3 separate regions of the Homo sapiens genome follow, and regions 2 and 3 are each linked to region 1. A link is a loop called in an ENCODE intact Hi-C map of the cell type or tissue named here. Cell type or tissue: PC-9. All regions are shown on one strand. Region 1 overlaps F3 (coagulation factor III, tissue factor). Region 2 overlaps LOC105378861 (a long non-coding RNA gene). Region 3 overlaps SLC44A3-AS1 (SLC44A3 antisense RNA 1).

What was found. Hi-C counts contacts between places; a loop is a spot of excess contacts. Peaks named below come from ENCODE experiments on the same cell type or tissue, not always from the same donor. Only the 100,000 strongest peaks of a DNase experiment are listed, where the experiment ranks them.
Region 2: it touches region 1 in a loop (5-fold over the local background); 41 of 110 quality-filtered maps call a loop at or near these places.
Region 3: it touches region 1 in a loop (4-fold over the local background); 3 of 110 quality-filtered maps call a loop at or near these places.

What each region holds. Positions count from the first base shown.
Region 1 is chr1:94,524,983-94,532,982 of GRCh38, forward strand. It overlaps F3 (coagulation factor III, tissue factor), which reads right to left. Exons shown (of 6, transcript NM_001993.5): 5 at 7,339-7,498; 6 at 4,191-5,614. The coding sequence ends at 5,478. Among named protein-coding and RNA genes, the nearest start is that of F3, 13 kb to the right of the region's middle. In PC-9, CTCF peaks have their summits at 2,459, 3,453 and 7,284; DNase peaks (open chromatin) are centred at 2,769, 3,369, 3,789 and 7,329; H3K27ac peaks cover 6,398 bases.
Region 2 is chr1:94,594,686-94,602,685 of GRCh38, forward strand. All of the region lies in intron 1 of LOC105378861 (a long non-coding RNA gene), which reads left to right. Among named protein-coding and RNA genes, the nearest start is that of MIR12133, 55 kb to the left of the region's middle. In PC-9, CTCF peaks have their summits at 50, 4,979 and 5,196; DNase peaks (open chromatin) are centred at 3,226, 3,576, 4,981 and 7,936; H3K4me3 peaks cover 473 bases; H3K27ac peaks cover 1,310 bases.
Region 3 is chr1:94,724,775-94,732,774 of GRCh38, forward strand. SLC44A3-AS1 (SLC44A3 antisense RNA 1) reads right to left here. Exons shown (of 6, transcript NR_160780.1): 2 at 7,484-7,663. Among named protein-coding and RNA genes, the nearest start is that of MIR378G, 17 kb to the right of the region's middle. RefSeq lists an enhancer at 3,667-4,167. In PC-9, no CTCF peak of the experiment used is centred here; DNase peaks (open chromatin) are centred at 3,247 and 3,827; H3K4me3 peaks cover 638 bases; H3K27ac peaks cover 3,656 bases.

The DNA of each region.
Region 1 (8,000 bases):
CTGGTGGAAGATTGCTCTAGATCCAGTGTGGGGCCTGGGGTCCCTAATGGTCAGCAGAATGAGAATTGAGTTAGAAATAGAGTCACAGAGTCAGGGAGAGCCAGGGCAAGCTAGAATCTGGGAGCATCCCTGCATTTGTCTCTCGCCACCTCTAACCATGATGACCAAATGGCTGCCACTTCACTTCTCCTGTCCAAATCTTGTGAAAATATCTCTTTCAGTTAACTATAATCTAGAACCATACAGGGACCATAACTCTGGGAAACATAGTTCCGGATTAGCCAAATTGACACATTATAAAATTGCTCATAGAACCCTATGAGCATAGAGTTGACAACAATACCCATTAAAACATAATTTATTACTTGTAAAAGGGTTACTTAGGTGTTGCGAGGAAAATAGACTGTAGGGGAGTAACTGTGGGAACAGGAGGCTAGCCAGGAGGCTATTGCAGTCTTCCAGTGAGACAGGAGAATGGCTTGAAGTAGAGGGAGAGCAGAGGAGGTGACCTTTGGAATTGGGGTGTATTTTAAAGGTAGAGATAGCAGGCTTTGCTGATGGATTGAATGTGGCATGGGAGAAGAAAGATAAGTCAATGATAACACCAAGAAGTTTTGGCCTGAGCCAATGGTGGCTGTTTCTTAAAATGGGAAAGACTAGGGGAAAAACAGGTTTTGGGTTTGGGAGAAATTAAAGATTCTCTTTGCATGTGTTGAGATTAAGATGCCTGTTAGCTATCCAAGGAGAGAGTTTGTGTAAGTATTTGGATCAACAGTGCAGCTCTGGAGTTCAGAAAAGAGGTTGGAGGCTGTGACACGTATTTGGGAGTCATCAGCATCTAGATATTATGGGCATCTGGCATGATAGAGCCATGGACTTGAATATATTACCTAGAGAGTGATTATTGATAGAGAATGGGAGAACTAATGAGAACTAATTATCTTAGTTCAAGCACTAAGTTAATCCAATATTTAGAAGTTGGAAAGAAGATGGTGTCCAAGAGGGAATAGGAAGTTAAGGAGAAAATCCAGATGAGGGATTCCAGGGATCAAAGGAAACTTGTTTTTTATAAGGTAGAAAATAATACAGGATGTTTATCTTCTGCTAGGAATGATCAAATAATACGGGAGAGATTTATACGGCTGGAATGAGGGGATAATTTTAGGGGGCAGTGTCATTAAGTAATTGAAAAGGCATGAAAATGAAATGTTATTTTACACTATAAGTTCACATTCTAGGGACCTTCTCTTTGTGTTTATATTTGATGGTCAGCGCTTATACAACATGATAGGGTGCTTTTGACTGCAAGGAACAGAAAACCTGACTCAGCTCGCTTAAACAATTAGTCAGATAATGTCCAGTGAAAAGTCCATGGGTTGGGACTTTGAGCAAGGCTTGATCTAGCAGCTTGGTGCTGTCACCAAAGACTTCACTTCTTTTTTCTTTTTTTTTAAGCAGTCATCTATAACATGTCTCAAAGAGTGGTTACAAACACATGTGAAACAAATGTGAAATTCAAAGGTCTTGCCAAAGGAATGAAAAGCAAAGACTTCACTTTTTACAATTGCTCTGCACTGCTCTCCAATATGTCAGCTCCATGTAAAGCTGGCTCCCTTTGTGGTCTCAAGACTGCTGCCAGCAGCTCTTGTGGCTACGTCTCTTCACTATGTTCATCAAGAAAGAGCATCCTGCCATTCCCAGAAAAAAGCCTTGATATACACTCCTCTTAGTCTTGGTTAGGTCACATGCCTACCTCTAAACCAATTTTTGCAGCCATGAAGAAGGAATGTGCTGACTGGCAAAGCTGGAATCACCTAGATCACAGTCGAAAAGCAAGGGCTATGGGAAAGGAGAGCATAAGCATTCATTCTAAGTATCTGAACGAAAGTCGGAGGATGTCATAACAGTAATAAACCTTCCAAGCAACTATTGGAGGAAAATCACACAATTAAGTACACATGTCCTAGAACAGGTAAAAAGAGCATTTGGGAACGAGTTTATTCACCATTTGATGAATAGAGATAATTGTTTAAGGGGCAGTTCCTTAGATTATAAGCCATCAGCTGAAATTAAGCTAAAATGTCTTTGGATTTCATGAGTATTAGTTTCTTATATGTAAGCCAAATTCAGTTAATAATTTAAGATTGGAAAAATATCTTTAGAACGCATGAAAGGGCTGGGCATGGTGGCTCACGCCTATAATCTCAGCACTTTGGGAGGCCGAGGTGGGTGGATCACTTGAAGTCAGGAGTTTGCCAACATGGCAAAACCCTATCTCTACTAAAAATACAAAAATTAGCCAGGGATGGTGGCTCACACCTGTAATCCCAGCTACTCAGAAGGCTGAGGCACGAGAATCGCTTGAACCTGGGAGGCAGAGGTTGCAGTGAGCCGAGATCTCACCACTGCACTCCAGCCTGGAGACAAAGCCAGACTGTCTCACAAAACAAAACAAAGAATGCATGATAGTTTGGTTAACTAACAATTAGCTCTATGGGGTACATTACTGGTCAAGTAATGAAGTATAATTTGGTCCACTGGAGGGCAACAGTTTCTGGATTGCAGCCAACAGTCTTTGGTATGGTTTCTGCCCCAGTGTCAATCACAGTGCTGATTTTTAGTATCGGCTGTTAGGTCTCAGCAATTCAGAGGGATGTGGCAAAGTAGGGAGTGGTTAACATTTGCTGTGTGGAAGCTTTCTGATTATTGCAGTTCAGCCTCATTCCAGTCCATAATGAATCCCTTCCTTGTGATCAGCCAGATTCCTCATTAGTACCCAGACCTGTTTTCTATCTGCCAGTATTTTCCTTAGTGGAATAATTCAAATTCCTTAGATAATGAGGCCAAGAAATTACATAATGCTATAATTAATCCTGGCAGGGAAATATCTGGTTAGGCACCTTCTGCTGTAGCTTGTTCTGCCTCCTCATGTAATGCACTAAGCTCTTTGTCCCAGGTAGCCCCATGTGAGCAGGAATTTGAGATAAAGGTTGAAGCACCTTGAGGATGTGCCCCCATGCCAGTTTCTTTTTTGTTGACTCTGCTGCAAATACATCCCTTTTCTCTGTATAACAAAACACTACAACAGTGCAAGATTCAACCTCTCTAGCCTCTGTGTTGATGGCCAAAAAAAAGTAATAATAAACAAAACCAACCAAATAAACCAACCACTGGTCTGTTTTCCATAATTTCTCCAAAATGGCTATCATTTTTATGAGGACATCAAAGGTTTGTTTCAGGCATTCTTCCTTAGGATGTGGTGTTACATAAAACAGTTCATGTTTGGAATTTTATTGACATTGTTCAATTTCTTTGGTGCAAAGGAACAAAACGGACTTAAAATTTATTAACAGCTAGATAGTGAGCTGAGGCTGCTCATCTGAATGCTTGCTCAATTTCTTTGTGGAACCACTTCTGAGTAGGTGTGCCATCTGGATGTTTTTCCTAGATAACAGTGCCCCCTTCCACAGTGGGAAGCAAAAGCAGTCTTGTGGCCCAGTAGGTGCCAAGAACCTTTTTCATCTCTAGTTAGAATCCTCTTTTACTACAGTTGAGAGAATAAGGCTGTTTTGCATTTGAATGGAGAACTACATTCTAGAGATAATAAAGCCAACTCAACTCAGCCATGACTGACTGAGTCCACTGTGCAGTCACCCTCAAGAGCTGTAAACCATGAGCTAGGCCCAGTCCCTGCCCTCCAAGAGCTCTCAATCTAGCTTGCTTTTAATGGACTCTAGAGATCTCATTCCACTTATATCTCTCCCTATCCTATATTGTCCTTTTACCTAATTTTGTTTCAATACAATCATCCCAAGAATGTTTCTTTTTTTCTCATCTCCAATTAGTCAAACTACTGCCAATGGGAAGAAATCTCTCCAAGTCTGCAGTAGAGAGCATTATCTTTTCTCTTCCCTGTAAGACGACATCCCTGCCCCGTCATGTGCCTTGCAGTGACTCCAGTAGACAAAGTATTGTCAGGCTTGGTCACTTGCTTGGGACAGTAGCATGTGAACAGAAGTGACAATGGGCACCTACAGAGCAGAAGTGTAGGAGATGGGCTTAAAGCTTGAAGCTGTGGTTGCCGGTTTCTACCAGTTTTTTGTTTTTCCCTCTGCCCTGATCTAATTAGGGGCTTCTCCATTGGTTTGCATCCTAGAATGAGAAAACATTGAGAAGAAGTGCAGTCAGCCTACAGTCACCAAAATGTATTATAAGCGAAAAAGATACGTTGTTGTAAGCCACTGACAATTTTACAGTCATTTACTGTAGTAGAGCTAATACAAACACCAAATTGTACATAAATAATAAATGGAAGATAGAATAAGTACAACAGTAACAATTCCCAGTCACCTTTATTTAAAGTATATTAAATAAATTATCTCAATATATACAAATAGAACAATATTACCTACATAAATAGAAAATCCCCATATAGAAAACCTTTTTAAAAAATTATATATACAATGTCAACCATAGAAGCTTTAAGTACCTTAAATCATAAACTCTGTAGTTTGTATAGTAGTCTTATAAAAATATAGTTAGCTCTCAAATGTTTAATGCCACTTAAGTCAGTTAAAGTGCAGATTGTAAAGCATATTAGGAAGGTGCCCAGAATACCAATGTCTCCTGCACTTAACACATTAATACAAAGTTTGCCAATTGTTTTGAATTTCCAAATGTATTCCTGAAAAAAAAAAGAACCTAAACACTATATTATAGACATATGTTAGAAAAGTCCTAGAAATGCACCCAATTTCCTTCCATTTTACTTTCCTACATGGATTGAAGTCAGCCCCTCAAAAGCTTTTCGGCTGGGCATGGTGGTTCACGCCCATAATACTAGCACTTTGGGAGGCCAAGGTGGGTGGATCACCTGAGGTCAGGAATTCAAGACCAGCCTGGCCAAGATGGTGAAACCCCATCTCTACTAAAAAATACAAAAATTAGCTTGGCGTGGTAGTGCGCACCTGTAATCCCAGCTACTCGGGAGGCTGAGGCAGACAATTGCTTGAACCCGAGAGACGGAGGGTGCAGTGAGCCGAGATCGTGCTACTGCACTCCAGCCTGGGCAACAGAGCAAGACTCCGTCTCAAAAAAAAAAAAAAAAAAAAAAAAGCTTTTCAAAAGTCCACCCAGGATTTTTTAAGACATTTTCCCATTTGTTTTTGCTTGGACGACCTGGTTACTCCTTGAGTGCGGAATATATAATCTAAAGCATGTTATGTGCAAAAGGTGCCATGGTGTTAAAAATTAAAACTTGGAATTGGTTGTAGTACCATTCGTTACATTTCAAAGTGACTAATGCTGATGTCAAAACCAGAATGCTAATGGTAATAACAGGTCATATCAAGAGTTTTTTGAACTCCAGGGTCTTCATGCTCCGAAATACTCATTTGCGTTTCCATGTATTCTATCCTCTTAAAAGTTCTCGGTCACAGTGCAATATAGCATTTGCAGTAGCTCCAACAGTGCTTCCTTTATGAAACATTCAGTGGGGAGTTCTCCTTCCAGCTCTGCCCCACTCCTGCCTTTCTACACTTGTGTAGAGATATAGCCAGGATGATGACAAGGATGATGACCACAAATACCACAGCTCCAATGATGTAGAATATTTCTGAAAAATAAAGGGCATCTAGTCAACTTGGAGAGCTCAAATCCCATTTATCAGTGGACAAAATTGACGGCATAACCCCAAATTACACCATCCTATTTTTGTGCAATTTGACTTTCTTTCACTCTTTCCACCACACTTACATTAGGAAAGAATTTGTCAAAACCTGAACGTTTCAGAGTAATTGACAATGGCTAAACACATTTAATGGGCATTTAATAAACTGAATAATGCACAGTCCAGAAAAGATATGTAGTTGGAGGTAAGAACAATGGCTGGAAAGAAGTGCCTAAAAACGATGCTGAGATTGATGGCAATGATTATAACGGAAGGTGAACCCTAAGTGCAAAGTGGGAGATCCAAAGTGCTACCAGGATTTGGGTGAAGAAGAGATAGTAACTAGTTGGTGCAGTAGCAAGGCCTTCTGGTGGAAGTGGCGTTTGAAATGCCTCTCCAAGATAGAGAACGGCCAGGGAAGCAGAGAAGTGTGTGTGCACAAAAGGAGAGGCAGTGGAATTAGAGCTAGGCTTTAGGACAATGACTGAAGGCTGTGGGTAGGATGGCTCAGAGGGGTGCAGGACCAGAGGTAAAGAGAAACCTCTCCTGTCAGTGGCAATAAACAGGAGAGAACAGTTTATTTAAAGTGTTTTAAAATGTTCAAATATCATCTTCACATGGAGCTAAGCCATCATTTCTTTTTTCGTTGTTTCTTTTTTTTTTTTTTTTGAGATGGAATCTCGCTCTGTCACCCAGGCTGGAGTACAGTGGTCCAATCTCAGCTCACTTCAGCCTCCGCCTCCCAGGTTCAAGCAATTCTCCTGCCTCAACCTCCTGAGTAGCTGGGACTACAGACACGTGCAACCACACCCAGCTACTTTTTGTATTTTGAGTAGAGATGGGCTTTTACCATGTTGGCCAGGCTGGTCCCAAACTCCTGACCTCAAGTGATTTGCCTGTCTGGGCCTCCCAAAGTGCAGGGACTACAGGCGTGAGCCACCACACCCAGCGTAAGCCATCGTTTATATCCCCTGACTCTTTTCTTCACTGGAAGTACTCAGAATACTTTCCCTGTAAGGCATGGATCGAGACACACAGGCTTGCAGCTTCCTGCAAGAGTCTGAAGGCCCACAGCACTTCCGGTTAGGGACTGTTCCTCGCACAATGGGCCTGAGCTCCCAACATATGCACATGCATGTACACACACGTGTCCGCCATATACACACATGCATGCATGTGGGTATATTTGATATACTCAATCCCTTCCCTTGATGGGTTAGACTCTACAGCCTCTGTGGCAACAGCCCACAGTGGGTACTCACGAATGTCTACTGTGTCCTGCTGCAGCTGGTCCAGAAGCCACCCCCAGAATTAGAATTTAAGCATGAAAAAATGCCCAGGGAAATCTGTGACTTGTTGCTAAATCCTAAACACAGTTTGTGTATCCAGTGCTCAGCAGAGGGCTTAGCACATGACAGGTGCTCAAGAAAACACCTGCTAATACAAGGGCACAATCAACACAGAAACATTTCTAAATGTCCAAAATCTTTTTTGTACCAAAGCAAAATCAAAACCAAAACAAACAAATAACAACAAAAAACCTCCAGGCAGTTTGTTTTCCTGAATATTTAACCAAGGAAGTATATCCCAGCCCTGAGGGTGGAGCTACTCCTCCAGAAGTCACCCACAGCACCCATACCCCCAGGCAAATGGCTGGCAGAGCCACTCACCTCTGAATTCCCCTTTCTCCTGGCCCATACACTCTACCGGGCTGTCTGTACTCTTCCGGTTAACTGTTCGGGAGGGAATCACTGCTTGAACACTGAAACAGTAGTTTTCTCCTTTATCCACATCAATCAAAAACTCATTAGTGTTTGTTTTGGCTGTTTTCTGTAAAAAGATAGAGTTCTTAATTCATCTGGGCTCTGAGTCAATTCTTTCCCCTTTATTAAGTCACTGTGGAAGTAAAAACCTAGGTTCTAAGCAAAGCCTACAAGAACACAGCTGACACGTGAAGGATTAGAAGTGACTTCGCTAATCAGTTTCCCTTGATCACTGCTAAAAATGCCTTTTCCAAGACTGAGAAGATCCAATTTAGGCATATTGAACCCTATTGAGCCCCTTTAGAAGATATCTGCAGTAAAAGAAAAAGGAAGGGAGTATTATGCATTGAACCAAAAACAAATTTTGTGCCTGGGATCCTCAATAGAGGGAGAAATGTGAGCATGGCGGGACCTTTAGAGATGACCTGATCCAGCCGGTTGGCTGAGGAACCTGGGTCTCCGAGGGGGCCCTGCCCAGAGTCACAGGGTAGTGCAGAGTCACAGGTAGGACCAGGCCTGTTGTCCACCCCTCCCCACAGTGCGCGCTCCCCCTTCTACTCCATCACCTT
Region 2 (8,000 bases), 70 kb after region 1:
AGCAACTCTATTATCTAAACTGGGAGGGGCATGGACTCCTTCCTCCTTTCCCAAACTCTGTCCTGCTGGACTAAAAACTAGGCTTGGGGTGTGGTCCTTCAGGATTATTGAAATACAGTGAGGAGCCAGGTCCAGGAGCTGTGTCTGCAGTGCAGTCAATGTATGGCCAGAGGCTGGTCATTCCCAAATAGCAGCCCTGTGCTCTGCACCTCCTTCCGTGGGTAGATTGTTTTCTCCCAGTTTATTTCTGTTTTATTTTAACCTAACATTTAGAAGATACTCTGTTTCAGGTGAGATAAACATGTTGCTCGCACCTGTCCAGATGCCCTGTCCAAATGAGCCCCAGGGGCTACCTGGTGGTGGCAGTCATAGTGGCAGCCCAGATGGAAGCGTTTCATGTAGAACAGAGGCAATGAGACAGCTACAAGCCAAGGCATTTGGGAAGAACAGTGATTCCTTTTATGACCCTTCCCTGAATGCAATTCAGAGGCATAGGGTTCCTCTCTCCAAGGAAACGATGGATTTATCCCCGACAGAGAAAGAAGGAATACACAGTCCTCCAAGGGAGGAAACTCTGGTAAGTGCTACAGGAGGGACCTCGGTGAACACTTTGAAGTTCCCGGGTCATAACCTCAAATGCTCTCAGGACTATTATGTCAGTGACTTCAGGATTATTGGTCCAGGTCTGCTTCTTTTTTTTTTTTTTTTTTTTTGAGACAGAGTTTCACTGTGTTGCCCAGGCTGGAGTGCAGTGCTGCCCTGCAACCTCTGCCTTCCGGGTTCAAGCGATTCTCCTGCCTCCAAGTAGCTGGGATTACAGGTGAGTGCCACCATGCCTGGCTAATTTTTTATATTTTGGGTAGAGATGGGGTTTGACCATGTTGGCCAGGCTGGTCTCAAACTACTGATCTCAAGTGATCCACCCACCTCTGCCTCCCAAAGTGCTGGGATTACAGGTGTGAGCCACTGTGCCCCGCCCCAGGTCTGCTTCTGAAGGAGCCTGGGTGTAGCCTCCAGCGGCCACAGAGGCTCCTTGCCAGACCTCCTTGTGGCTTGGAACAAACTTGGCCCAAAGGAAAAATGGACAAAAGAGGGGCCTCTCCCTTTGCAGAGGATATACGTCCTCTCCTGACTCAGACAGGCACATTCCTCCTGTCATCAAGTGGCTCCCTCTGATGTGACACCGGAGACCCTCCTGATTTACTGCCATGCAGCTGTGTTTGTGCAAGAATCTACATATAAACAAGAGTTGCCAGCATGTTGCACAAGCAAGTCCTAAAGTCATCAACACATGTCTTTATTTGCAGTCTTCCACCGTGCCTTCATGTTCCTTAATGTTGTGTTTACTATTGGTGATCTCTCCCTGATGTTGGACGAGAACTCTAAGCAGGTTCCAAGATGTTTTGCTTACTCTTAGGTAAGGGACAATTCCAGGGTGTTTTTAAGCAGCAAATACTGACTTAATTCAGCAATTAGAAAGTCCACTGTAAGAGAGCAATCAATACTTGGATCCCGATAAGATGTCAAACCCTGCAGAGGGCCTGCAGAGGGCCTGCAGAGGGCTGTTTGCTGGCTGTGGAGGACTGGGTGGTGGTCTGATTGGCTTCTCCCAAGTGGGGCTGGCCCATGGGGAGGGAAGAGGGGAAAAGTCTCACTTCAGTGGGGATTGTCATTAGCTGGCCTCACCTTTTAGTGCCTCTTGTCCTCCATCTCTTGGGGCACTTTCATGAGCAATTCTCAGGTTCCCCACCAGGTAGTGCCTTCGGCAGTGCTGTCGGACCCAAGTCAGGGCATCTCTGTTTTGAAGGGTTGCTGGCATTCCTTCTTCAGTCCCAAGAATTTACCTCCAACTTCTTGCTATGGGGATCTCTCAGCCCCTGCAGGAGGCCCTCAGGACAACATCCATGTTGACCCAAGCCAGGGTGTCTTTCCTTATAGTCCATCGTTACAATACTGCACAGCCCTTGCCCCAACAAACCAGGGGTGCTGGCCGGCCCTGCCAAGACAGCAATCTGCTGACCCGGCTTCCAAAGCAGCAGGTCGGTCCAGCTCTCAGCCTGTGGGATCCTAGGTGGGAGTCAGGCCTTTCTCCCCAATTATAGGGGTCATATATGAAGCTCTTTGGGGGCCAAGGAAGCAGGCAATCTTCCTTGCCTCAGGGAATAGAGGGGATGGGCCCATAGCACAGCATTCTCCACATAAATCCTCCTCATAGAATCCTCTCTCCTTGCCACCCTCTTGGCACTGTTTTTTTTTTGTTTTGTTTCGTTTTTTTGAGACAGAGTCTCACTTCATCATGCAGGCTGGAGTGCTGTGGTTTGATCTCAGCTCACTGCAACCTCTGCCTCCTGAGTTCAGGTAATTCTTGTGCCTCAGCCTTCCGAGTAGCTGGGATTACTGGCACGTGTGACCATGCCCAGCTAATTTTTGTGTTTTTAGTAGAGATAGGACTTTGCCATGTTGGCCAGGCTGGTCTCAAACTCCTGACCTCAAGTGATCCACCCCCCTGGCCACCCAAATTGCTGGGATTACAGATGTGAGCCACCACACCAGGCCCTCTTGGCCCTTTTTTATTCTCTAAGTGGTGAGAAGATTTAACAGTTATGGAGCAGGTTTTCTGAATTTTCCTTTGAAGCAAACATGGAGATTTGACTTCTTAGTCTGGGATTACAAACATACTGTGTTTTGTGCCTCATGAAAGCTTCAATTTAATATCCCGTTACATAAAACTTTCCAAATGCTGATTGTTACATTCCAATAATTTCAAATTATTTAAAACAAAAACCACACATCTCACAGGTATGTTTATGCAGTGGCATCAAAATCACTAGAAAGAGGACAGAGTCTCAGACTCAGCCATGAATGAAAGCATTTTTCTGCAACAATTCTTACAAAATTTAAGGGCCTGAGGAGGGCAGATTCATGAACACACCTCTGCCCTCTGTGGAGAAAGGGGCTGGAAGAGGGTCCTGATGTCAGTTTGGGTGATTGCAGAGGTGGAAGCAGGGTTAGCAGCAGGGAAATCTTCCTGCTTTCCCAAGTCTTCTGCCCTTCAGCAGAGGCAGCAATGTGGTCAAAGGCATGGATTCCAGGGCTGGCCAGACCTAGATTTGAATCCCAGCACTGCTGCTGATGAGCTGTGTAATCTTGGGAAAGTACTTCACTCCCTGGAATCTCAGGTTCTGCCTCAGCAAAATGAGGGTATTGCTCACCTCACATTGCACAGTCATAGTAATGAGGTAAGATCTTCCGTGTAAAGTGACTGTATGGTCCAGCGTGTGGCAAGCTCTCCATGAGTAACAGCTGTTGCTATTTCAGCTCCACCAGATGCTGTGTCTTATAGTGAACCAGGAGAGAATTTTGGAGAGAACACGCATGATAAAGCCCCCTGGGAAAAGTCACAGCAAAATCTCTCAAACCTGAGCTGGAAAAGAAAAGAGTTAGAAAAAAGGTATTTACTAATCACATCCCAGGTGTCCAGCTGTAACTTTACGAGTCTTTTATTTATTTATTTATTTTTACTTTTATTTTTTATTGAGATAAGATCTCACTGTGTCACCCAGGCTGGAGTACAGTGGCAGTCTTGGCTCACTGCAGCCTCAAATTCCCAGGCTCAGGTGATCCTCCCACCTCAGCATCCTGAGAAGCTGGAACCACAGGTGTGTGCCACCATGCCTGGCTAATTATTGTATTTTTTGTAGAGTTTTTCCATGTTGTCCAGGCTGGTTTCAAACTCCTAGGCTCAAGCGATTCACCCGCTTTGGCCTCCCAAAGTGCTGGAATTGAGCCACCACACCTGTGTGTCAAGCTATAATTTTAGGAGTCTTTGTAAAGAGATTTTTCATTTAACGTTTGGAGTAACTCCATGACATTGGAAATTTCATAGAAAGAAATCAGAGCTCAGGAATGTTTCTTTTTGGTTTAGGTTTGGATGCCTATGGCAGAAAAACCTAAAGTAATAATGACTAAAATAGGATAGAACTATATTTCCCTTTCATATGAAAGAAGTTTGTCAATAGACAATTCAGAGCTTATACAATTTTATGTAGTGGAAGGACATGAGCCCTTTTTGTCTTGTTGCTCTCAGCCTTAGCGTCTACCTTTTTTTTTTCTTTTTTTGAGACAGGGTCGTGCTCTGTCGCCAGGCTGCAGTGGCACGTGGCACGTGCAGTGGCACGATCTCGGCTCACCACAACCTCCGCCTGTCAGGTTCAAGTGATTCTCCTGCCTCAGCCTTCCGAGTAGCTAGTACTACAGGCGCACACCACCATGCCTAGTTAATTTTTTTGTATTTTTAGTAGAGACGAGATTTCACCATGTTGGTTAGGATGGTCTTGATCTCCTGACCTCATGATCTGCCAGCCTCAGCCTCCCAAAGTGCTGGGATTACAAGTGTGAGCCACCGTGCCCGGCCTTTAGCTTCTACTTTATGGTCTGATTCCCGCAATCCCCTCCATGTTCCAGCCAGCAGGCAAGAAGAAGGAACAAAAAAAGAGTGCACTCGCTTTTTTCAAGAACACCTCCTGAAAGTCGAATACATTGCTTTCACTTATAACTCATCAGCTAAAACTTAGTCACATGGCTAGACCTAGTTGCAAGGGAGGTTGGGAAATGTAGTGTTTATTGTGGGAGGTCATTTACCCCACTAAAAATCCGGGCTTCTGATACGAAGGAAGTAAAGAATGGCTTTGGGACCAAACAACCAGCAATTTCTGCTTTTGGTGTGAAATAGCGTGCCCAGAGTTTCTCAGTTGTGCCCTGTCTGCAGAAGACACTGCATACCCCAGAGGCAAGTAGTAAGGACAGGGTGGGGGGCCGGAAGGGTGGGAGCTTAGCATAATGTCCACCCTCAAATTTGGGAGGTGGCTGTAGGGTTCCCGGCTGGCTCTCCTGCAATTCCAGTTACTTTGCCAGGAGCCTGGAGGACTCAGCTAACTGCCTGAATCTTCACTGCCACCTGGCTTTAGCCAGTGGTCACTGGTACTGAAGCCTGTTGCAGCCTGCAAGCCGGAGCGGAGAGGAAAAATTTCAAAGTCAGTGTTGAAATCATCAGGAGGAGTAAAAAGTAGAGCCATTTTTATTTCTTTCCAGGTCCCTGACCTCAGTTTCTCTTTGAGAGTGGTGGATTTGTGGTTCAGCTAATATTTAGTGAGCATCTACTTTATGCAAGACCCCAGATAGGCCCGAGGCAATACAGACTTGAGTGGACAGGGTCCTACTTTCAGGATCATAGATGTGTACACAGATAACTCTACGGCAAGGCCCCGGAAAAGGTAAAGTGAGGTGGGCAATCAGCCTAGGGGGTTGGGGGAACATTCAGGAAACAGAAGGCATTTGAGCTTGGCTTGGAGGAGCAGTTGGAATAGTGATTAGAGTAACTTGGGGAAATGGTCAAAGGGCACCCCAAAGAAAGAAAAGAAGAGCAGAAAGGGCCTGAGAAAAAGTAATTAACGTAGAACCATTGGAGTTTATGGAGGCTGTGTGGTGTGTGTGTGTAGTGTGTATGTGCATGTTTTTAGAATGGACATGGGCATGGAGATGGGGTGGAATGAGATGAGAGAAAAAACTGGGAAAGTAGTTTGAAGTAGCTCGCAGCAGGCTGTACATGCTAGAATAAGAACCCCAGGCTTTATTATGTAGAAAGGAGAAAGTCATCAAAAAATTTTGAAAGGGGGTAACATAATAGGCTTCCCTTTCTGTCATATATATATATATATATATATACATATTTTTTTTAATATAAAGCAGCAGACATTCTCTAAGAGGGCCAAACACCAACACAAGTCACAATAGAGAGGGCTTATTATCGGCATTTTCAGTTTTCCATTTACAGACATTCTATAGTTAGATGATGACAAATTTCCATGGGAAAAGCTCAAAGTGTGGAATGAGCATAGTTCTGTTCCCATCTGAATAGGTTGTCACTAGCCAAGGTCACTGGGGAGGAGGCTCTAGAGACTTGTCCAGATACAGCTTCTCTCTCTGTGGGTTAGACTTAGCCTGACTCCCCAGGAGCAGGGCAGCCTCACCTGAATGGTAGCTGAGCAGGGCACTGAGCAGGGAGGGACAAGAGCTTCCTCTGCCCAAGCCCAGGGCACCTGGAAAGCCAGCCTCCTCTCCTGGAGGAAAGGAGGAGATTGAGAGGGTGACCCGGGGTGGTGGACAACTGCATCCCTCATGTTCTCTGCCACTTCCACCTACACTGTTGCAGTGTCTGAGAAACTTATCAGAACAAGTTCTCCTGTCCATTAAATAGCATTTAATCCTCCGAGGAGCCTTAAGAATTGGGAATATGCTACATTTTACTCTGGAAAATATGTTTAGTTTTTTGGTACTCACTGAAAACCTGGTGCATGGGAGACTGAAAAAAATAAAATGATGTTTTATGCACATGAAAGCAGCAAGTTATGTCAGTTACTTCATCTGTTACCAAGGATTTGGGAATTTTAGAGGCTCACTGGGTAAAAGCAGACTTTATTTTCATTTCCTAGACTGAAACAATATAGGGTTGTGAGAAGTTTAACTGTAATTTTTTTGTCATTGTTTAAAGCTGCAACTTTGAACATTGTGCTGAAACTTAGATCTGAGAGATCAGCAGATCTATATAGTAGCATCTGATTTGTCAGGGATCATCAGGGGATGAGGCATTTCAGAGAAATAAAATATTCCAGTATTTAAATCATATCTCTTGAGGGTCTTAATGTTTGTGTTAATCATTTTTTGATGTAAGAGTTTCCCAAATCTCCAGCTAACCCACTGCCTTGTGAAACAAGAATGCAGTATCAGATCCCATTTGCCCTGCTGATTTAAGAGCATTTGTATGAAAGCCAGTTATCAGATCATTCTGATGCACTGCCCTCTGAGGCTACCAAAACTTGTTGGGTGTTTACCCCTGTCTTCAGCGGACCCATTTGTCATCATCCTATAATTCTGTTAGCCATAAGTACCCCCAGTATATTTTCCTGGGCAAGAATGTGGTATTTCTGTCTGGTGTTGGCATTAGAGGATCTCCATCCGAGTGACAGTTGGGTTTGTTTAGGCTTGCTTTGATTAGCCTTGCTTGCTTGTAATGTGAAGTCCAAAGATCAGAATTCAAGTTCCATTTCTTTCTCTTCTCCTTGTATGATCTTGGACAAGTTATCAGCCCCTCTATACCTGGGTTTGCCCGCTAACAAAAATGGTCATAATAATACCCAGCCCAGGGCTGAGAATGAAGCTGTATCATAAATACAATGTGTTATACAAATGGTAGTTCATTTCACTACAAAATACCTGCTCATGCCCAACTTCACCTTAGGCATATAATTGATCAGGAGTGAGTTGTTGAGAGCACTTCTGAGTTTTAAATAACATGGAGAGGGGCTGTTTATTGAAGGGATAACTGTGGCAGATGCAGCAGGAAGGCTCTAAGGGGAAAGCGTCTCCCCTAAATTTCCTATTATGCAACTTAGTGTCCAGAACACTGTGGTGGTTGAGAATCAGGGTTCAGCAGAATATGCAAATTGCCTTTCCTTTCATCAGGACACAAAGAAAGAAATGAGCCCCCAAAATATCTCTCAGAAGTGACATGGGTTTATCATTTCCATTATCCTTGACACTTTTCAGGGGTTAAATGTCTCTGGCTAGGCGCATGTTATTATTTGAGTATTACTAGCCCTTTAAGAGCCTCGACACTTCTGGAAAGCAGCCCGTGGAGCTGCTTCAGCACCGAGTGGGTCTGAGCTACAAGAGGGTGACCGCTAATCCTAATTCTAACCCCAACCTGAATTTATGAGGTCCTGCTGGTACGCAGAGGGAGGACTGGAGGGACCAGTCAGGTTGGCCAGCTGGCCCAGTGGTATAGGGAGCCGTTGGATTGGGGTTTGTCACATAAACTGGGACCCTGCCCAAAGCCGAGACGTCGTAAGATTCCCCTGTTTTGCACAACCCTGTGGTAGTAGCCACATCCTTATTGTGTAAACTCAGGTTTAACCACAGAACAACCAGCTTATGCCTTGTTA
Region 3 (8,000 bases), 200 kb after region 1:
ACAAATGCATGAGATTTGTTATTGATGATGTGATTAATCATTTATGAGGACCCATTAATCTATCCATTAACAACATTAATTCATTCATTAATCACCTCTCAAAGGCCCCACCTCCCAACACTGTTGCACTGGGAATTACGTTTTCAACACGTGAACTTCGTAAGCATTTACTGAGTGAATGTAAGCATTTACTGAGGGCTTACAATGTAGCAGACCCAGCATCAAAGTCTACAATATCTTATTTAATCCCGGTTAAGCACACCTCATGGCACTTGTTAGGGGTTCCACATGTACTGAATAAATGAGTCTTCACAATAATCTTTTGTGGAAGTTACTATTAATCTCTCCATCTCATAGATGAGAAAATGAAGACTCGGAGATGTTAAATAATCGGCCCACAGTCACAATGATGAGTGGCAGAGCTGGGATGTATGTCAATAGCAGGTCTGTTTCTAGGATCTATGTGCTTACCCACTGATATGCTGTCATTCATCTGTTCATTTAACAAATATTAATCCAGTACCTACTATTAGACACAGGAGTTGCAACGGAAAATAAAACAGACAAAATCTTTGATGTATAGAGCTAACATTCTAGTGAGAGAGACAAACATTAAACATGATAAGTAACATGTATGATGAATAGTGGTGAGAGCTAATAAAAAGATAAAGAAGGGAAGGAAAGAGTAAGGGGTGTCATTTTAGATGAATGAACAGGGAGGCTTCACAAAGAGGGGATCGTTGGGTAAAGCCCTGAAGGGGGTGAGGGAGTCAACTTAATCTAAGCAAAGGGCTTTGGAGCTAGGGTACCAGGTGCCAAGGCTCTGCGGTAGGAGAGTTCCTGACAAGTTCTAGGAATTGTGAGGAGACCAATGCCTTTGGAGCAGAGGCACTGAGTCTCCCTCAGTAATGGGAACTCAAAGAGTAGGAGGAGCCAGGTTGCATAGGGCCTTAGGTCTCTGTACAGAGTGGCATGAACCCTGAGTGTGATGTGATTCATCGGAAGATTACAAGGGGAGGCATGACGTGCTGATGTGGCTTTTGACAAGATTCCTCAGGCTGCCACACTGAGAGACATGGCAAATGCATCAGCATGGAGACCAGCAATCTGAACAACTGCTATGGCAATTCTTCAGATAAGAGATTATGGTGGCTGGAGCTTGGGTAGTAGCCATAGAAATGGTAGGAAGTGGTTTATTTGAAATACGTTTTCAAGATGGAACCCATAGGCTTCTAGCCTCCTGGGCTCGGCTGCCTGTTGGACACCTGCATGTTCCCCTCACACCTCAGACTCATCATATCAGAAACTGAACTCATTACCTTTCCCCTAGAAATATTCATCCCTCCTGTACTTTAATCCCTGTTATTACCACTCCCAGCTAGACAGTGGCCCAAGCCAGAAACCTGGGCACCATCCTCGATCCGTCTCTGTCCACCTTCCATTCTGCTTTCTCCTTCTTCATCCCCAACTCCACTGCCTTTAATTCAGTCCCACATCCCTCTGGCCTGGACTCTCAACAGTTTCCCTCCTCTGGCCTGGTTCAGCAAACTCCACAAGGAACCAGGATGATCTTTACTGGAAGCAGACCACATCCATTTAAAACTCTTCTGAGACTCTCTGCTGCCTGCTAAAGAAGTCCAAATTCTCTGGCCCAGAGATGTTCAAAAGAAATACAATGCAAGCCACATACATAATTTAAAATTTTCTAGTAGTCACATTAAAAAAGTAAAACAAAATAAGGTAATTGTAATAACATACATGATTAACCCAATATATCCAAAATATTATCTTAACATGTAATTGTCAAAAGACAAAATAACAACAAATTTAGTTTAATGATCTTAGTTGGATTTTATTTGTGATTCTAGAATGAGGCAACATCTTATTTTATAAAACAGAATAAGTGTTCCAATGGGCTGAGCAGATTTTATAGACAGAAAAGGGCTGAAGAAAGCAGAAACAGAATGAAAAATCAGAGTGGTTGTTTCAAAGCTGCTTTCCTTGTAAAGGTAAAAGCAGAGGGCACTTTCCTCATCATGCTGGCTAAAACTGACTCTTTTGGGGATTAGGCTATTATCTGTCTCTCTCTTGATTTCTCAGAAGGTCAGATAAACAATTTACTTTTGGCTTGATAGGGTGGAACTTCAGCACGCATAACTCCACTTTGGTTTGGTCTGCTGGGCCTAGTGCTCCTGCTCAGTCCAAACCAATGACATCTATAAATTTTATTAACATAAGGAATATTAAAAAGCATTAATGATATAGTTTGCATTCCTTTTTTCATAGTAAGTCTTCAATCTCTGGTGTCTACTTTACCCTCACAGCACATTGCACTTTGGACCAGTCACATTTCAGTCACTGAGGAGCAATGTGTGGCTACACACGGGACAGTGCAGCTCCAGCCAATCAACCACAGCCTTGCCCTTGGTATTCTCTAGCTCCTCTCCAGCCTCATCCCCACCCCCGCCCATGGTCCCTCACCTGCTTGTTTCCTGGGCTGCAGCAGATCTTATCCACACACCAGGTTGTTCATGATTCTCCGCCCTTGCACATCAATTTAGAGGTGTGCTGGAGCACAATCAAGTAAATCTCTTCCCAGCTCCCCATTCAGTGATGCCATATAGCCTGAAGTCAGCCAAGCTGGAAGCATCTATACTACAGAAACTGCAAGCACTCTAACACAGGGTGGAACGGGTGGGCCCATTGTGAAACATTTGCCAGCATATCACTGCATGTAATGACCACCACCCTGCCCTGCCACCACCATGCTCTTCTGCCACCCCTCGTTCACTGGATAAACTTGGCCATCAGTGATCTGTGTATGTTTGCCGCCCTACTAGACTTTAACTTCAGAAAGCAGAGCCTAGATTTTTTTTATCCAGTGCTTGGCATGTAGTAGAGTTCTTTCCTCCTCCTATTTTTCATTATTTTTCTGAACACTCTATTATAATTACCATTGTATATAAAAGACCATCAAGAAAATATGTTTAAAATATAATATGAATCCTGTTTCCTCTACTTACTGGTGTCATGGCCTCAGGCAAGGTACTTAACTGTAATGAATATTTGTTTCCGTATAGGAAAAGAGGTTTAAAAACATATTCACTGCAAAGCTGCTGCAATGATTAAACCATCTAAATTGTTTAGTCCAGTAATGATTACATATCACAATCACTCAAAAATGTTTAGGTGTTATTACTAAGTGTTTAAGTATCTATTGCTTGTATAAAGTAGTTTCTCAAAGCCTTTTTGTTAAAATAAATGTTGAATGAAATTTTAGAAATTCCTCGAGTCCGATTCGGAGAGTATGAGTCAGAATTCCAGCTGCAGACAGATGGCACGTACACTCAAAGGGGTGACTAAGGGTAGTTTATTAAAAGAGTATTTACAAAAGTCTAGGCAAGTTTAAGGGAACCCCAGGGTTGGCAACAGTCCATGACCACCAATCAGCCTGAATGTGCAAGGGAAAGGAACATTTACCTGAATGCAGTAAGAACTGCAGCTACAGGAAAGGTCTATCAACAGGAGCTGCAGCCCTCCTTAAATGAACCCAGCAAGCCATCAGTGGAGGAGGTGGATAGATATCCTGCCTCACTTTCCTCCAGCTCTCCAGAGGATCGCCTGCCAGTGCTTCCCAGTGGCACAACCCAGGGAGCCCATGGCAGACCCTGCAGGCCAGCCACTTGGACAGTGAGCCCGATGGAGAGGGCAGCAGATGGACTGGAGGCCCAAGCAGGGAATCACATACACAGAGAGTCTTCAAGTGGGACAAAACCTCCATCAGCCTACAGGTGTCCAGTTTTGCTTACATATCAAAGACAATAATCATTGATACTGGGCAGTGTTTCTTTGGTTTTAGCCTTGAAGGAAAGAATCAGATAACAAGCATTTATGTGGCTATCTGGTTACTTCTTCTTCTTGTTTTTTTTTTTTTTTGAGACGGAGTTTCACTCTTGTCACCCAGGCTAGAGTGCAATGGCGTGATCTTGGCTCACCGCAACCTCCACCTCCCGGGTTCAAGCGATTCTCCTGCCTCAGCCTCCTGAATAGCTGGAATTACTGGTGCCCACCACCACACCTGGCTAATTTTTGTATTTTTAATAGAGATGGGGTTTCACCATGTTGGTCAGGCTGGTCTCGAACTCCTGACCTCAGGTGATCCACCTGCCTCCACCTCCCAAAGTGCTGGGATTACAGGTGTAAGCCACTGTGCCCGGCCAACTATCTAGTTATTTTATCTGCAAGTGTATTCCCTCAAATATAAGAAAGCTGATTTTACTCTATGACCTTCCACTTTGTTGGCATCTCAGCATTCTTAGAAAAAGTTCTTTTCCATGTCTAACTTAAACAACAGAAATAAGCGCTACAACAGAAATATGTTGTATCTTAAACAGTTCTCCATAGAGCAGAAAAAGAATTGGTATATATAACCTTGATTAAATCACCACTATAGTATTTTTACCTTTACAATTGATCATCACAGTACTTTTCATTTTTGTCCTGTGATCCCCTTTCTAATCATCTATTCAGCTTCTAGCCATGGCCTGTCAGACATCCTACCCATGTCAGAAGAGTGGTTAAAATGCTGGTTTGATTATCTTTGCTTCTTGTGGAAGCCTGGAAAAAGATTTATAATTTTCTTGGAAAGGCCTGGAAGGAGGCTATAATCATTTCCTGGCTTTGTTCTGGAAGCTCTCCAGCTTCTCCACAAAGCCCTTATGCTAGACAGGATGGCCAGGAGATCAGTTTCACTTTCCTATCTATCCTAAGATAGCGGTCTTCTGAGTCTTTCCTTGTTTCTGCTGGCAATTTCTAAATGCAAGGGCTGATGCCCATTCCACAAGAAAGAGATAGGGAAGGAAGGGGGAAGGCAGCAAGTGTCTTGCCAACATTTTGATTCCTTCGGTAGAATGTAAGCTCCATGAGGGCAGGGGCCACATCTACCCACTCACCTCATGACCCCAGCGCTTAGCCTAGTGTCTGGCACATTGAAGGTGCTCAACCCTTTTGTAGAATGAATAAATGAATGAAGGCACACAATGTGCCGAACATTTTAAGATATTGGAGATCTTGTTTTTCAGATGGGAAAATGGAGAGCCCAATATTATTTAAAATGTCAGCAATGGGCAAGGCTTCAACCCCCAGTCTTCTGGCTTTTGCCATCCAGTACATCCCACTACTTCCCATCTAAAATGATGCCTTCCTTTGTCAAGTCACCTTGCTTTACCTTTGCTATTACCTCCCTCAAGTTCAACTTTTCAGTAGCAAGCCTGGACCCACAAGCCCTGCCACGATCAAGAGCCCCTCTCTCCACAGTTAACCCATCTATGTTGCTGTCTCTCATTGGCCTTGCCCCAGGGGTCTTCCCTCTTCTCATCTTAAGATCTGCAGCCTTTTGGGGGGTTTATGAGTGTATTGTAGAAGCTTTTTTTTTTTTTTTTTTTGAGACAGAGCTCTGCCTCCCGGGTTCATGCCATTCTCCTGCCTCAGCCTCCCGAGTAGCTGGGACTACAGGCGCCCACCACCACGCCCAGCTAATTTTTTGTATTTTTAGTAGAGACGGGGTTTCACCATGTTAGCCAGGATGGTCTTGATCTCCTGACCTCGTGATCCACCCACCTCGGCCTCCCAAAGTGCTGGGATTACAGGCATGAGCCACCACGCCCGGCCAACCCCCCGTCACCCAGGCTGAAGTGCAGTGGCATGATCTCAGCTCACTGCAATCTCCACCTCCCAGATTCAAGCGATTCTTGTGCCTCAGCCTCCTGAGTAGCTGGGATTTCAGGCATGTGCCACCACACCCAGCTACAGAGGTTTCTTTTTGAGTAAACTCTATGTGGGATATTAGAAACTGTGACTGCCTCAGAGCCACCACCTGCCTGTATTGATCTCCATAGCCCAGTGGCTTGCAGCTCCTGGTGTGCCAATGGTCTGGGTGGACGCCTGCACCACCTGAGGCTGCCCCAGGGTACCAGCATCAAGCTGCAAACTGGTTCCAAAATGAGTTTCCCTTTCCTCCAACCCACCACCATGAGTTCCTGGACACCCCTGGCCTAAAAGTCCCAGAAAATAGTGAGGACAGTGCCTTGTTTTGGTAGCCCTCCCCCACCCACTCCCAAGATCCAGTGTTTCTCTGTCCAGGCTGTCTGCCGCCTGTATCCAGAACTGACCAGTTATAGACCTCTACTACCTCTACTTGCCTTGGCTCCATTCTCTTTGGCAGAGACAGATGTGGAGCTACCAGAGCCCTGGGTGAAAGGCATACTTTTGCATTCGTGCAGGCCCTTCCCACCCATTTATAGGTGTAAATTTTACAAAGCCTAGATTCCTGTGTGTTGGCACTGGGACAGTGTTGTATTTAAGAAGCACAGGACAATATCCAAAATATAATTTAAAAGGAAATGCATTCTTTATTCATCCTCATGTAAGTCATAACAGAGAATAAACATAGATAGGAACTCTTTAACATTTACTAAATTCCCAATTTCTTTCTTTCTTTCTTTCTTTCTTTCTTTCTTTCTTTCTTTCTTTCTTTCTTTCTTTCTTTCTTTCTTTCCCTTCCTTCCTTCCTTCCTTCCTTCCTTCCTTCCTTCTTTCTTTCTTTCTTTCTTTCTTTCTTTCTTTCTTTCTTTCTTTCTTTCTTTCTTTCTTTCTTTCTTTCTTTCTTTCTTTCTCTCTTTCTTTCTTTCTTTTCTTTCAACAGGATCTCACTCTGTCACCCAGGCTAGAGTGCAGTAGTATGATTATAGTTCACTGCAGCCTCGACCTCCTGGCTCAAGCAATCCTCCTGCCTCAGCCTCCCATGTACTTGGGACCACAAGTGTGCACGACCATACTCAGCTAATTATTTTGTTGTAGAGACAGGGATCTCACTTTGTTGCCCAGGCTGGTCTTGAACTCCTGGGCTCAAGCAATCCTCCTGCCTCATCGTCCCAAAGTGCTGGCATTACATGCATGAGCCACCGTGCCCAGCCTAAATTCCCAGTTTCTTCTCTGTTCATAGTTCCTCCAATGAGACTTCTCATATCCCTGAAGAAAATTCCTCTACCCCTTGCTTCCATGACTGCCTTTTTCCTCCAGCCCTATTCTCCTCCTCTCTTAGGATTTTATTAGATAGCTTGACTTAGCTTCTTTCCCAGCAATAAGGAATCTTTTCTCTTTGGAAGAGGACAGAAATCAGGGGCTCTGTAATCAAAGATTCTCTTTAGAGAGATAGGGGAGAGGGAGAAGTGAACACCCACACAGAAATCAGCATTGCCATCACTTAGACATTTTTCAGAATAGGCATAGCTTCATTATTTTCTTCTTAGTCATTAACCCCTAGAAACATATTTTCAGTTGTTCTTTGTGATGTTTAAAGTGCCACATCAACAATTATCATCCCAGCTTGGAAACAGCCTGCTTGCTGGTGAAAAACAAAAACTCTATTCGTGGGACCAGCTCAGAAACAGGGCTGTGATAAGTTTGAGCTAGTAGATCTTACCTGGCTGAAGCAGGGAAGGATGCAAATACATCATGTCTCTTCTTTGTGTGCAAGAGCCTGTTCATCCATTCATTCACTCAACCACTGAACCAAGATTTTCTGTGCAACCATTATTCTTCTGCTAGATGCAGAAGAGACTGAGAAGAATAAGACTTGGCCCTCATCTTCCAAGGAATTCACCTGGAGTTGGGGCAAAATCACGTGATCACATCAACCATTAACACAATTTGGTGCATTATAGCAGACATAGTAGCCGGGGACCATGGGGCCACTGGGACAGCATAACTAACCCTGATATGGGATAAGCATGGATCAGCCTAAGAAGGCTTCCAAGAGGAGGTGTCATTTGATCTGGATCAAAAAAGAAAAGCAGAAGCTTTCCTGATGAAGAATGGAGTACAGGCACTTCAGAAAGAAGCATATAATAGGTGATGCCATAGTTACTTGAAAGAGGATGCTATTTTGGGGGAAGAATAGAAGTTCAGAATAGCTGGAGGGTATGTGGCACAGAGTGATG